Linked DNA regions of Homo sapiens: region 1 is linked to region 2. A link is an interaction called in ENCODE POLR2A ChIA-PET data of the cell type or tissue named here. Cell type or tissue: HepG2. All regions are shown on one strand.

What was found. ChIA-PET counts read pairs that join two places held together with the same protein. Peaks named below come from ENCODE experiments on the same cell type or tissue, not always from the same donor. Only the 100,000 strongest peaks of a DNase experiment are listed, where the experiment ranks them.
Region 1: POLR2A ChIA-PET joins it to region 2 with 50 read pairs; 5 of 35 experiments call an interaction of 5 or more read pairs at or near these places.

Annotation. Positions count from the first base shown.
Region 1 is chr2:215,690,579-215,698,578 of GRCh38, forward strand. The region is part of intron 5 of LINC00607 (long intergenic non-protein coding RNA 607); the gene reads right to left. All of the region lies in intron 7 of LOC102724861 (a long non-coding RNA gene), which reads left to right. Among named protein-coding and RNA genes, the nearest start is that of LINC01614, 23 kb to the right of the region's middle. In HepG2, no CTCF peak of the experiment used is centred here; DNase peaks (open chromatin) are centred at 2,083 and 3,113.
Region 2 is chr2:215,789,584-215,797,583 of GRCh38, forward strand. All of the region lies in intron 1 of LINC00607 (long intergenic non-protein coding RNA 607), which reads right to left. Among named protein-coding and RNA genes, the nearest start is that of LINC00607, 50 kb to the right of the region's middle. In HepG2, a CTCF peak has its summit at 5,437; DNase peaks (open chromatin) are centred at 2,218, 4,478 and 5,428.

The DNA.
Region 1 (8,000 bases), 99 kb before region 2:
CATTCTTCCAAGCAAATAAATGGAAATAAAAAAAAAATCTTTACTCCAAGATTCACTTGGCCTTGGTGGAATGAAGAATCAGCATTAACATACCTAGTCAATACACAGGGGTTGGCATTCTTTTGATGGAATGTTGAGTCAAGCTGCATAGGTAGGGTCAGTAGACACACCTGCATCTTCAAACAACTAAAAATCTCAGACACCTGCTGATCACAGGGATGTGCAGAGAAAGGCACAGATTGACCTGATAAGTTAACCAAAATCGCTGGACCTCTGTTTTTGTGGATGCATAAATGATATCTTTAAAGAAATCAGATCTTTAACAACCAACGTAATAAAATCTGAACTTGCCCTTTTTTTTTTTTTTTTGAGATGGAGTCTTGCTCTGTCACCCAGGTTGGAGTGCAGTGGTGCAATCTCGGCTCACTGCAACCTCCACCTCTCGGGTTCAAGTGATTCCCCTGCCTCAGCCTCCCAAGTAACTGGGATTACAGGCACGTGCCATCACGCCTGGCTAATTTTTTGTATTTTAGTAGAGACAGGGTTTCACCGTGTTGGCCAGGCTGGTCTTGTCTCCTGACCTTGTGATCTGCCCGCCTTGGCCTCCCAATGTGCTGGTGGCGTGAGCCACTGCACCCAGCCCTGAACTTGCCTTTCTAATAGAGAATTAGAACACGGATTTATCTAGTAATAGCAATATCTCAAATATTCATAAAGAATGAGGTGATCCACAGGAAAATCCTAGAAATCTGCATAGCACTAACCAAAAATAAGGCATTTGTACTGTTTGAGATGATAATGTTAGGGCAGCATGCAATATCCAGAACAGGTAAGCCCAAACAAACAGAAAGCAGATTAGAGGGTGCCAGGGGCAGAGGGGAGAGGAGAATGGCCATGACTGGCTAATGGATAGAGGGTTTCCTTTGGGGGTGATGAATATGTTTTGGAACTAGATACAGGTGATGATTGTGCAACATCATGAACATATTGAATGCCACTTAATTGTACACTTTAATATGGTTAATTCTGTGTTATGTGAATTTTATCACAATTTAAAAAAATGAGTTAGGGCAGCATGTACCTACCACACTGTAGAATGACTGTTACACAAAATGTGTGACATAAACATACAAATGCAGAAAGATTTATGCTAAAAGGGCCAGCTATCCGAAGCCGCCCATTCCCAAACACGTCAAATTGTCATGATTTAACATAGTACCATCAGACTTAAAACAAGAGACTTTATACGTGGGCATATAATGTGATTGAGGAGTTTTCAAACTTAAGAGCTCAAATACCTAGTTAGAATTAAATCAGTACAATGTGACCCAGAAAAGTGAGATGAAGCTGACAAAACAAAACAATTAGTTTAAATATCAGGAGATGTTGCCTAATGGTGAAGTCAACTATATTCTGAAAAGAGCAGCCAAAGAAAGTTATCCAAATCTTATAATTTGGGTCATTAAACTGGATCTGTAAAAAAGAAAAAGGATCTGGAAAATACTCTCTGCACACTAATTTTATACTGGCAAGGGCAGGATACAAAGACAGAATGGGTGTTTTAGTTTCTGGGTCCTATTGCCAATGGTTCTGCCTTTCTTATGGCTTGCTCATAAAGTCTCAGGTTTGTTTCTGTCATTTCTACTGAAGGATTTATTTTGTGGAGAATTTGAAACATGGAAGATGGAAAAACACTTCAGGAAAAGAAAAGAATTACCTCGAATTAAATTGCTAAAACAAATCAAATTTATATCGCTGTTGGATATTTTTAAAATCTTTGGTCTTGGCATAGAATAGTTCTGTGTTTTAACTCATTCTTCTGGTCATTTTAAATTAAAAGCCCAAATAATGATGTTATATAGGGTGAGTAACATTTCAGGTCACATAAACATATGACATCACCAGCTTTCCCCATGGATAAACACACTGAAGGAAAATAATGTAAAAAGGAGGGAAGAATGAGTCCATGCATCCACCTCCCCCCAGCCCTCAGAAAACTTAGCTAAGAAGATGGTTGCCAGAATGAGAAGAGTAGTTCACATTCCTTCTTCATTCAAATATTTCTTTGTTGCTTTTGAAGATAGTAATCAATCCAGAAGAGTAAAGTCCTTCTAAACTCCTCTCAGAGATTCCTGGTACATGAGGTAGGCTGTGCATTTACACTGGAAAGTAAGGCTCCTAGTGATAATATTATAATTGTGGTAGCTAACATTTATTGAGTACTTTCTGAGGCAGAGAGAGATTAATTATGTAACTTGCCCAAAGTTGTATAGCTGGTAAGCTGTGATTCTGGGCTAAGCGCCTAAACAGTTTGAACATCAACTACTTAGCCAATCTGCCTTCTGGAACAGAATAAATATGAACACTTAGCCATACCTAGATGATCAGAGAAGGCTTCCTGGTAAAGGTGCAGCTCCCAATACAAGATTGTGTCCAGTTCAATAGATGAAGAAGAGGTAGAAGTCAGGCCCAGAACAGAGAATAACATGAGCAAATGTTCCAGCCTATGAAACAGTATGGTATGTCCAGATAATCACAAGCCATTGTGTGTTATTGAGCTTTGAGGCAGAAAATAGATGAGTTTGGATTTATAAAGAAGAGTCAGATTGTAGATGACTTTTATGTTGTGCAATGAAGCTTGCATTTTATTCTAGGGATAAGAGACTGCTGAAAGATTTTTAAATGAGGAAATTTAAAGGTTTTTAGATAGATTCCTTTGGTGATAGCGTGGAGGATGTGAAGTTGGGGGAAGGCAAGATTGGAATTAAGGCAATCAGCTGGGGACTATTGCAATCATTTAGGTGAAAAAAGACAAGGATATAAATTATGGTGCTGAAAGGTGGGAACAAATTGAAGGAGCATTTGGGAGGGGAATCAGTATGATACAGTGAATATAGGGAACGAGCAAATGTAAAGAATAATTATCAGGTTTCTCTGATGGTGGTAACTTGGATAATACAGAAAAAGGAGCAGGTGGGGCTGAGATAAATTCATTTTGGAGTATTGTGGGTTTGAGGGAGGTCTGTGAAACATCCAACTGGAACTGTTTGGGTCTGGGAGCTGTTGGGAGCTGTTTGCAGACCTCTGGGTCTGCAAATTTAAAATTCAAGGAAAAGTTCAGGGCCAGAGCCACAGATTTGTGAGTCATCCATTCACTCACTGAATAAACATTCAAAAAAAAAAAAAAGAAAAAAAAAACAGCTTGCTTCAAGAGCAAAGAGGACCTTATAAGTCCTGTTAAGGAATTTTCAGCCTTTCCTGTACTTAGCAAGGAATGAATGATGAGATTAAGCAGCAGAGAAATACGTTGAAACTCATATTTTTAAAAGATCACTCTGACAAATATAGGGAGATAGCAGTTAGCCCAAGTATGGAGAAGTAAGGCCAGGGAAAGTGCATGGAATAATAGCATAATATAAGCAGCAACTCTAGGAGGGGAACTTCATATCATCAATATGGGCAAAGAAAGGAAAATCCACAGAGGAGACCAAGCTGGAAAGATTGAGAGAGGAGGCAATATCCTAGACATCTAGGGAGTAGGGTACCAAGAAGGACAAAGTAGTTGACAAGTCAAATAAATCAAAGTGAGGGGCACTGTAAGATAAATAGTGAGTTGTGTCCATGGTGCCAAATGATAAGGATTTCCCTGGTGAATTTTGCAAAGCTGCAAATAGCTGCAATAAATGGAGGAGTGAATAGTGAACACTAAAAATATAAATTAAAACCACAATGAGATATTACCTCACACTTGTTAGAATGACTTTTATCAAAAAGAAGAACTATAAGCATTGATGAGGATGTGGAGAAAAGGAAAGTGTCGGATATTGTGAAAAATAGTATATAGGTTCCACAAAAAACTAAAAATAGATCCAGTAATCTATTGATTCAGCAATCCTACTTCTGAGTATATATCCAAAAGAATTGAAATTGGTATGTTGAAGGGATATCTTCACTTCCATGTCCATTGCAACACTATTCACAATAGCCAAGTTTTGGAATCAACCTCGATGTTCATCAACTGACGAATGGATATATACACAATAGAATACTACCCAGCCTTGAAAAAAAAAATCCTTTCATTTGTGGCAACATGGATGAACCTGGGGGGCATTGTGCTGAGTAAAATAAGTCAGGCACAGGAAGACAAATACCACATGTTCTCACTTATTCGTGGCATCTAAAAAAGTTGACCTCAGAAGTAGAGAGTAGAATGGTGATTACCAGAGGCTGGGGATGGGAGGGGAAGAGGGAGGGAATGGAGAGTTGTCAGACAAACAATACGAAGTTTCAGATCGATACGAGGAATAATTTTGAGATTTATTGTAGAGTCAGTAATAATGTATATTTCAGAATAACTAATAACTAAGTAAATTTCAAATGTTTCACCACAAAAAATGATAGGTGAGGTGAGGAGTATTTTAATTAGCCTGATCTAATCATTTCACATTGCTTACATATATCAAAACATCACATTGTATCCCATGTATGTATACAATTGTGATTTTTCAATTAAAAGTATATTAATTTTTAAGGCCAGTTATGGTGGCTCACGCCTGTTATCCCAGCACTTTGGGAGGCCGAGGCAGGTGGATCACATGAGGTCAGGAGTTTGAGACCAGCCTGGCCAACGTGGTGAAACTCCGTCTCTAGTAAAAATACAAAAATTAGCCAGGTGTGATGGTGCACACCTGCAATCACAGCTACTTGGGAGGCTGAGGCATGAGAATCGCTTGAACCCGAGAGGTGGAGGTTGTAGTGAGCTGAGTTTGCTCACTGAGTTGAGACCAGTCTCAAAAAAAAAAAAAGAGTAATATTAATTTTTTAAAGAAAGAGTATAAACTACTCTTTAAAGAAGCATCATTTTAATAGAAAGAAGAGAGCCAAAGGATATTTGTCTTAAGATGAAAGAGACTTGGGCATTTTTATAGACTGAGAAGAAGGGTGCATCATTGGGAAAAAAAAAAAAAAGGTGCTTAAAGATAAAGAAGACTGATAAAGAGGCAGGAGAAGGAGTTGGCTTTAAACACGTTGACTTCTCTTACTGCAACTTTTCAGGCCTAAATTATACAATATCTTTCCAATATAAAAAAGTTTTGTATTTTTCGAGGTTTCAGCTAAATGTGTTTGAGCTAAATGGGTTTAGCATGGATATACCATATGGATATTTGAGGTAAATGGATTTAGCATGGATATATCCATTTGGATCTATCATAGACTAATCCTTGTTTTGGACTATGAATTCCAGTCTTCTTATTTGTACTTCTCTTCTGCGCTTGTTGAATATTTGTGGCCTGTTTCTGTTAGGGGCATCCATGGGTTTGATGGATGTATTGCTTTGCCTCCTTCCAGATCTTTCCCTGCTCAAAGTCACTGCAAATCCGAGATGCCCTCCATGGCAGCCTGCTTCCCACAACTTGAAACATTGTTGTTTTACATTAATGTTTGCCTAGGGTTACTAGTTCACAACAAATGTGAAAACAAAAATGCTAGTACTTGCTGACAGGGTCATGGAGGAATTTCTGAAGAGAACATCTGTCAGAGGGAAGACTCGCCTTCCACAGATGCAGCACAGCCTTCTTTCTGTGAAGACACGGGATTTCTGTGAAATCCTACTGGGGATTTCACCTACTGGGTGAAGGACCTACTGGGGGCTTAGTAGGTCCTGAATATCGGGCTGTGGTGATGGTGGTGGAAGCGGAAATGCAAGCCCCCACAGTTACTTTTATCAGTGAAGTAGAAAGTCATTTTATTCTCAAAGGAAAATAGAAAGCTCAGAAGCAGTATAGAATGTAAAAGGAAAAGAACGGAGGAAAGGAAAAAGGTCTTTTAAAGAAGGGTCACTGTGGAGTGTGAATCAGATTCTTAGTGACCTTAAAGAGGTGTGAATTCTACTAAAATTATTTTTATTTCCTTTTGCTCACTTGACAATATTATTTTTATTGTTATGTTGATTTGAGAGTCAGCCACATGGGGCCTTGTGATTATTTGGCCTTTACATGGTAAAAGTAAAAGAGGTAAATTTGTCATTTTCTTCTTTTCTTAAAATATATATATATATTTTACAGGTAGACAAGCTGCAAAGTTTCATAAAGTCTCAACAACGGCCAACATGGAAATTGGAAAAGTTAGAACAAATAGACCAAGCCTGGGGAAATTTACTGAACTCTGGGGCTCCCTTCCAAGTATGGTGATCGGTAACCCAAATTAAACTCACTAAGGTGTCCTGAAAAAAATGGGGTCAATAAAAGATAATGTCAATCTGGAACACACCCTCTGAATTGGGACTAAACCCCAAGCCAATGAATGGAGAATGAGCAACAAGTTATAGCTCCAGGGGCCTGGTAAGAGTGAAGAAGGGAAAAGTCTACAGAAAAAGTAATAGTTCAGGGAAGACTTTATCTTAGCAGGAGCAGAAGAAGGGATGAAGTTAAATCCATCCACTGGGACAGGCCAGGTTTGCTGGTGATTAGAGGAGAAGCCTGCTGTTTAGCCATTCTGCTTTGTATAGAGTCTACTTACACAGCTTCAGACTTAGGATTGGGTTGCCAAGAAGGTGGGGACATGCAGACACCAAAATGTGCTGCGTCTCTCTCTGTCTCTCTGTATCCTCCTACCCACATGATGTCCACTGCCCTTTTTGCAGAACTGCATTCTGGTTTGGCAATATCCCATGTCTTGGACTTTTGCCAATTGTCTCTTCTTTGCCTCATTTAAAGCTTTCTCTCTCCCTTTTTTTTTTTTTTTTAGATGGAGTCTCTGTTGCCAGGCTGGAGTGCAGTGACATGATCTCACTGCAACCTCCGCCTCCCAGGTGCAAGTGATTCTCCTGCCTCAGCCTCCTGAGTAGCTGGGATTACTGGAGTGCACCACCACACCCAGCTAATTTTCGTATTTTTAGTAGAGATGGGGTTTCACAATGTTGGCCAGGATGGTCTCGATCTCTTGACCTCGTGATCCGCCCACCTCGGCTTCCCAAAGGCATTCTCTCTTTATTCCCCAATATAGTCCCTCAAGGTCTTGCCAAAGGCCTGGTTAGAAAGATTAAAAAAGAAAAAAACACACACACAGAAAAGAAATGAGTCTAAAGGCTGTTATCCCTGTGGGTTAATCCTCCTAGATAACACTGACATTTTAACAAATGCTTTTAGTGCTAAAGAGGAAATATGTGGGAAAGTTTTTAGGCATGGGCCAGGTGAATGGAATAGCCGTTTATCAAAACATTTATTAGATGTGTGTACTTCTAAAATGATGCCATGCAGATTGTTGCCTAATTTGTAGATCTAGTTCGTGCATCCTCCATCTCTCTCTCTCTATTTCTCTTTCTCTTTCTGTTTGTCCCTTTCTTTCTGTCTGTCTCTCTGCCTCTATAGCTCTATTGCCCTAACTATCTCTTTTCAGTGAAATATACTTCTCCCCTGCCATACAAAAGTATTGTATTACTGCATATTCTTCAGTATTCCCATATAGATTTTATGATAACAATTCTCTGAAATGTGTAGATTTGCTCGATTCTGTTATACAGTCAGACGTGTGTAACTATTTTATGCATGCGTAAAAGGAGTGAGTATTCTCCCAATTGTTGGGTGGAGTGCTTATTAAATCAAGTATATTAATTGTGTTTTCAAATCTTCTATATCTTTTTGACTTTTTGTTCTTTGATATATGAATTGTGGGTGGAGGCGTGGTAAAATCTCTCACCACAACAGATTTTAAAATTTCTCCTTATATTTCTGTAAATTTTTGCTTTATATATCTTGAAGTTATGTTATTCGGTGCCTATAAGTTTATATCTGACACTTCTTTCATGTGAACCAAAATCTTTTATCATTATATGTTAACGCTATTTATTGGCAGTAATATTATTTTGTCTGATAATTATATAGTTATACCTGCTACATATTTATAGTATTTGCCTAATATATTCATTACTTACTGATACATAACAAATTGCCCTTAACCAGTAGTGGCTCAAAACAATAATTCACATTTATTATCCTCTC
Region 2 (8,000 bases):
AGGCCATATTTTGCTTTGCAGCAAAAGAGCATTAGAGGCTTAATCTAAGACTCAGGAAAGTTCTCAAAACTCAAGAAATTGTGAAAACATAAGACCTCAGTGGTTAAGAGAGTCCTCATGGTTGCCCTTAACTCTCTGTAGTCCCCAGACTGAACTCTATACCAAAAATACAGTTTCAAAGTCTACGCAAAACAGGAAGGTGCATTTGATCTAAAGGTAACCGAGGAGTCCTGACTGCATCAAGCCCAGGAGCTCTGCCCCACACTAAGATAAATGATATGTGAACTACACAAATACTGTTTGGCTTCTTTACACCACGCAACACATGGACTTTTGTGTGCTTCCCAACCTACTTCCCAGAACTTACGTAGTGAGAACTTATCTATTTTGCAGACGATGCCGTGCATACGTTGTCTCATCTAATCCTCACAGAAATCTCATAAGGTAGGTGTCACCATCCTTTACAGATGAAAGAAACTCCCCCAGATCACTTAGAAAGCAGCAGGGCCATGGCTCACTCCTATAATCCCAGCACTTTGGGAGGCCGAGGCAAGTGAATCACTTGAAGTCAGGAGACCGAGACCAACCTGGTCAACATGGTGAAACCCGGTCTCTACTAAAAAAAATACAAAGAGTACCTGGGCATGGTGGCATGCACCTGTAATCCCAGCTACTCAGGAGGCTGAAGCAAGAGAATTGCTTGAACCTGGGAGGTGGAAGTTGCAGTGAGCCGAGATCGCACTACTGCACTCCAGCCTGGGTGACAGAGGGAGACTCTATCTCAAAATAAAAAAGAAAGAAAGAAACCAGCAGGGCCAGGATTTGAGCTCATGTCTGTCCAGCTCCAAAGGATATGCTCTTTTCACTACATAGGCAACCTCTCCTGAAAAAGCAAGAGAAGAGTTGGGTGACTCAAACACGCTTGCTCTCCCCTGCTATAGAATGACTCTGCCCTTTGCCTGGTGTTTGGAAGTCCAAGTTGAGCCTCATATCTGTGAGGATCCCCCTCTCACCATGAGGAGAAAGCAATGTGCATTCCCCCCTTCTCCGCAGAGCTTTCCTGGGCCCTAGGGCTAGAGACAGCTCTGCTGAAGCAGCTTAAATATGTACATTTCCAGGAAGAATATTCTTTAGTTAAAACCTGCTGTTTTGAATTTCTACAGCTATGGCTTTGCCTAACTTCCTGCAGCAGATGGATTTACAAAATTCTCTTGCAGAGCATGGGAGCTGGGAGCAGAGCTGCCTCCTGAAGATGGCTGAGCCTGGTTTTGTTGTTTTGTTTTTTGGTTTGTTGTTTTTCTGATTATGAGATACAAAACCACAGTGAAACATTTAGTTGTCTTCCAAATAGCCATCTTGGCACAGATTTGAAACATTAGCACGATCATGTGTCTTTAGTGTCAGAGAAGGAGTCATTTAACTTTTCAAAGAGAGATTTCTACTTAATACCAGCTCGCACAGCAACGGAAGCCAAAAGGGACTTGTTTTCTACTGATTTTCTTCTAAGCAATTCAAAATTTGACACACTAGCAGAGGGCTTTGAATGGGAGAAGACATGCTCCACAGTGTGGTGAATAAGTAAGTGGCTACAAGTCATCCCTATAGATGAGGGCAGGTGATCTGGCCATTCTAAAGTTGAGAACACAGAGGCTGTGCCTAGGGGAACGACACTGGCCTGTCAACACCCTTGGCACTACTGTGCTGAGCAATTTACATGCACAAGCTCAGTTGGTCTTCATAACAATCCTGTAAGGCAAAATAGTATTTTTGTGACAAATGAAGAGCTGATGTTGAATGAGGTCGAGCAATTTACCCCCATTCTCACAGCCAGAAAGAAGTGGACCTATGCAGACTTTCCTATTCAGCCCATCACTTCTTTTCATCTCACGGGTGTGTGTCACTGAACCCATCGTGAATGGAATTTTGCTTTCTGGGCTCACTGTCAGATGAACTGCCTTGCAGATCCAGCAAGAGGTTCTCCGAGAAGAGTGAGGTAACTCCGGAGGGGCTGAGTCCTGACCTGAATCCTAGCTGACTCCAGAGTCTTTTCTGAGCACAAAAGTCCAAGACATAGCGGCAAAATCTCTCAGCACTGTACTGGCTCATGTTCTCCCCAGCCACTCTAAGGCAACCAGAAGAGGAGGTGGAGATGCCCCTGAAGCCCAGGGCTTTTTATTTACCCCAAACTCTCCTGAAAGACAAATATGTGCTCATCAGCTCCCAGCCTCTCAGGGCTTCCTGTTTTCTTAGGTGCTCTATCACATCTGCTGCTTCACTGCCTTGGGTTAAGTTCACATCCACTGAAGAACAAAGCTGAAGAATTAGGGGTGAGACCCCAGCACTTTTCTTTTTTCTTTCAATCTAAAGCAATTCATAGATAAGCCTCTTTCCCAGCCTGTTTACAAAGAGCTATCCTAAATCTCATTGTTGTATACAAACTCCAGTGTGGGGCTTATCCTCACTCATAGGGCACAGAAGTCTCAATGGAATATCATAAACCATTATTTAGAATAAAAAATTATGACCAAAATGTAACATTTCCACAGGCATCACCAACCCCTGTAATTTTTACCATATTCCATATTTGATTTATCGCCAAAGAGAAACGTGCCCTGAGATCAATCTAAGGCAAAAGGGGGTGGTTTAGTACTCCTTTTCTGATGCTTAGAAGAGCTATTTTTATCATTAATTCAAAGATTTAGAGTAAGGTGGTTCTTGATGAAATTCCTTGTGGGGACCTTAATCTTAAGTCTCCTAGAATCCATCCTTTGCTGTACTACTTTTCTGGTCTTTTTGTGCCAAAATAAGCATTTTTCCTAGACTAAGCTCTTTTCAGTTTTGCTAGTAAAAATCACTGCAGTATACAATGTTATATTGAATATTAATATTGGCATCAGAATTTTCAGAGCATTAAAAAATGCCTGTATGACTGGTACTTCTTATTGAAAACTCATTTAGAATATTTCCCTTGACTTTCTAATTGTTCATTTGAAAATGAGGGAGGTAGATTAGATTATATATGTAGCTCCTTCCAAGTCAGATAATTTCTGAATCTATGAAGGTCTAGAATATTTCTCCAGAATCCCTCAGTAGACTCTCTTAGAAGTTAGTTTTTTAAAATAATTTAGGATAAATATTTTCATCATCCCAACATACTCCAAATAAAATTCATATTATTTTTGCTAAAATATTAAGCTGGGTTTGTTGAAACGTATTCTGAAGGGGAGAAAAGGTATTATCTTTTTCTCACTGATGACAAGGTTCGTGGCTGACACCCCATAACAAAAGACAGATTAACAAGAGAAAATCATAACAAAATTGTTTAACTAGAGTTTTACATGACATGGGAGCCTTCAGAAATGAATACCCTCAAACCAGGGGAAAATTGTGATTTTTTTTTTCTTTTTCTTGTCTTTTTTTTTTTTTTTTTTTTTTTGGCTTAGGTTCTATGAAGAACGGGCAGTCATGTAGAACTACAACTGGACAAAAAGGGAGTATGACCCAGTGGTAATAAACTGAGGGGAACTTAGCAAGAGAGTTCAGAGAACTCCTTTTCTTTTGTTTTCTTTTCTTTTCTTTTTTTTTTTTTTTTTTTTTTTTTTGAGATGGAGTCTTGCTCTGTCGCCCAGGGTGGAGTGCAGTGGTGCTATCTCGACTCACTGAAACCTCCACCTCCTGGGTTCAAGCAATTCTCCTGCCTCAGCCTCCCAAGTAGCTGGGACTACAGGCTCGTGCCACCACGCCCAGCTAATCTGTGTGTTTTTAGTAGAGACAGGGTTTCACCATATTGGCCAGTCTGGTCTCAAACTCGTGACCTCATGATCCACCTGCCTCAGCCTCCCAAAGTGCTGGGATTACAGGCATGAAACACCGCGCCTGGCCGAGAATTTATTTATGGCCATGTTTTAGGGGAGAAAAATGGGAGAAGCTCAGAGTGACCTTCTTGCTTCTGTGGCTTTCTCAATTGTCAAGGTGCTATATTTTGGGGTATCATGCCCTAGGCCCCAATAATTTCCTTTTTCCTTTCTTTCATTTTCTATAAATGCATCTACTTAGCTAAAAAGTCAAATACTCAAATGTAGATTATTTTGTCTATACAAGTTTTGCCATTTAAAACTTTTTGCCATTTAAATTATTTTCTTTATGTGCATTATGGCTTCAGAACGGCAACTCAGGGAAAAGCAGCTTACACCCATACACGTACATGCTTATCTCTTCCTGCTGAAACCAAGACCCCTCTGATTAGTGAAGACTGTTACTTGGGGAATGACTGAGCAGTACATGAGTTTAGGAGTTCCTCCTTTTTGTGTTAAGCATGGTTTGGCTTAACTCCAAACCAGGCATGGGAAGTCTTAGTCACACTAGGCCACTGAGTTTGTATTTGCAAGGAAATCTCTGGTTTGCTTTCTGTGTCACCTAGCACACATCTCCAAAGATTTTACTTGTATCACTTTGAACCCTAGAACAAATATTTTGACATCACACAGTATACACAGCAGAATCCCACAGCTTACAATGCAATAATGCACTTACTTTCAGCAAAGCAAGGAGGAAAAGGAGGGAGAGGGAGCTGGTTAAAACTAGAAGTTTCTACAAGTTAGCTTGCTTAATCAGTAGGAGGTGGGTTTATTTGTTTTGTTCTCTTTTAGTGGTTACTTTCTATTAATGAAGACTGTGTGTACTTGTGTTTGGGGTAAGCTTAGTCATTGACATAGGGACAGGGCTGGAAAACCTAAGTTAAGCTTAGCAAGTTAACACCATAGAGGATAACAACAAAGACTGTCTCTGTAAACAAACTTTAGACCAGGTTCTTTGTGCCCTCTTCTCAAATAGGCCTCATCTTTGGGCCTTGTCTTTGGCCTGCCTAGTCCAGTTTTAGCAAGAATTCTGCTAAGTCAGTCTAGCAAAAATCCCCTATCCTTGATATCTAATCACCCTGGCCTGCCTTCAGCAAGAATTCTGTTAGTCTCTTTAGAAGAATTTCCCTATCTTCGTTGTCTCCTCTTAGTAATTTTCCATTCACGGACCCCCTCACTCTGTTCATTGGATATAAATGCCCCACGGCTTTGCTATATTCAGAGTTGAACCCAATGTCTCTCCCCTACTGCAATAGTCTTGATACCTATTGCAATAGTCCTGAATAAAATCTTCCTTACTGTTTTAACAACTGTCAGAATTTTTTTTTTTAACAAGGGTCAGGCTGTTATTTGTTATGTGTGTTGTAAAACAAAGCATTTACAATCTTCTCCAAGTTTTATAGCTCAGTTTTAGCCATGGGTATTAAAATATGATCTCCTGCCTGGGACCTGAAGGCTCCAAAGCCCTTATTGCAATTGTGCTTAATACATCCCTCTAACCCATCCCCGTTTCTACCCTTCTGGGACAAGAAAAGCTGTGCCTTACTTAAAACTGCTGTGAGCATGAAAACATTCCACTGGATGGGGCTGGAGGCACAGGGTGAGGGGCAGCAGCTCTACTTTGAGCCGTAAAGTGCTAAGTGGGAGTTTCGTTTGCCAAGAAGGGGCCTTCCTGCACAAGGTGGAAGGTGGTGTTGGTGAATGAATAATTGCCAGGGAAGTATCACCAGACACCAGGATAAGATTTTATGGGTCATTGGGAGGAGAAAGCAGCTAACAGCATCCTTGTTGAGTCTTTAGAGGCACAGAGTAGAAGCCCGAGGGAGAGTAAACAGCAAAAATAGTTAAGGAAAAAATAAGCTACAAATAGTAAGGAGGGGAAGTGGGAGCACTGAGCATCAGGGAAATTTCTGGCAGAACTCTAGCAAATGCCTGCACAAAATCACACCAACCTGATGATGCTGTCATTCCTGATCATTTCCTCCAGCCAAGGGGTTGCTCTCCAAACTTACGGAAGAGAGAACCTGAAGGCAGTGACCTACCTATTCACCAGCTTATACATCAGCATGAGTTAGTTATTCCAGCTTATTTTATGAGCTGTTATTCAAGCATTTGAGTATCACCAATGGTGAGGTATTGGGTGATTTATTGCAGAATATTATTCCTCTGTCACTAAGTGTAATGAGATCATTTGCAAATTTTATTTTTTCTCTGCCTTCTAAATGCATGCAATTGTTAGACCACATATTTGACAGCTGATATGATCCACAAAACAAAGGCAGATTCCCTCTATTCATCGTATAACTTAAAGAGAAAGCTTCTTCCCTACCAGTTTCCTAGAGCACTATCAACCTTGCTAACATCTTTGCATCCACTTCCTTGGCTTAAAACAGCATTGAAAGTTGCTTTTGAGTTTCTTAATGCACTGAAGATGCGATTCCTAAAGAACCTGAGAACTATGGACTCTGATGAAGATGCATGTTGGGAGATGTGAGACAATAAGCAGATCAATGCCATTCCATCAGTCTCTTCTTCCCACTGTTCTCTGCAAGTATCTATTGAGCAGAGCATTGAAGTTTATAGCGCTGTCAATGCCATGCAGGGAAGCCCATTGGGCTGGGTGTTTTGTATTTGTACTGTAGATCTACTCTCCACTTTGCCCCTTTCTGTTCCCTGGGAGGCTGCGCTCTGTGGACCATATCACTCCAGCTCACTTGTCCTCTGGCTTTTATTAAGTTTAGCCAATGAGAGTCATTGGCAGGAGATCACAGAGTGAGAGGAGTGAACACCTCTGAAAGCAAATTTCTTCCCACTCTAGCCTCCTCCCACTCCCTCTCCCTCTCTCCCAGGCTCTATTATACAGTGACTGTAATCCTGGCACTAGGCCACTTCTCCTATCGGGTGGAATCTCTCTTGCCAGAGAACTACAGGTTGTACTAATTTCTGGTAACCACTCTCTGCCTTCCTTCAGACCATGCAGGGAGTGATGCCAGTTCCTGCTGTGCTGTTCCCTGTCACCATCCTTTGGTGGTTTGCTTTAACGTTACTCACACATTTTTTAAACTATCCTCTATAGTTGACCTTTTGAGTGGGCCATGTCTTCCCTACTGGGACCTTAACCACAACCTCTTCATTCATTGTCAGGATTTTATATCTACGTCAACTTTCCAAAACACAGCTAAAATCTAAAATGTTGTTTTTCACATTTAAGAGCATTTTTAGATTGCAAAGAAGTAGCTATAGATTCCATTCCCAGCAACATGAGGACCCCTGAGGACTCATTTTCCAGTGAAATGATCGTAACTGATAAAAATCATTTTTAAAAAATTAAAGTTCCCAGAAATTGTTCTAAGGGTATACAGAAAATAAATCTATTCAAGAAAATCTACTAAATCTTGGTAAGAATAGTGAGGTTGTGGCACTTGAGCCATGACACACTAGCTTCCTCCCCACTCCAGCTCAATTTGAGGAAGGTTTCACTCTGAGTGGGACTGGTCAAAAGGTGAGGCTCCCTTTCCCTCTACTCGCTTGTTAAGGGATATGCAATCTCGCAGGAAAGGGCAGGACACCAGTGTTTCTCATCCTCTCCAATTCCAGGTTGGAAAGGCTAAATTCCTGGTAAGTATGGCCCAGCTGTTGGGAGCTCCTTTCTACCACCCACAACCCCACACATAGAGCGGTGGCTCTACAGCAGATGTGGCAGGCCAGGAACACTAGGGCCCCAATTATCACCCTCCAGCTCACTCACAGGACTGAGGCTCCACACAGAAGAAGCAAAATAAGAAGACCAGAGGCTACTACCCCATGCCAAGCACCCAAAGCTTGGTTTTTATTCAGAGGAAGAAGCAAATCATAAAAAAGAGGGCTCTGAAGCTCTCCCAAAAAGAAATTACTTTAGGGTAGGTACAGTGGCTCATACCTGCAATCCCAGCACTTTGGGAGGCCGAGGCAGGTGGATCACGAGGTCAGGAGATTGAGACCATCCTGGCTAACATGGTGAAACCCCGTCTCTACCAAAAATACAAAAATTTAGCTGGGCGTGGTAGCACACACCTGTAGTCCCAGCTACTCAGGAGGCTGAGGCAGGAGAATCGCTTGAACCCGGGAGGCGGAGCTTGCGGTGAGCGGAGATCGCGCCACTGC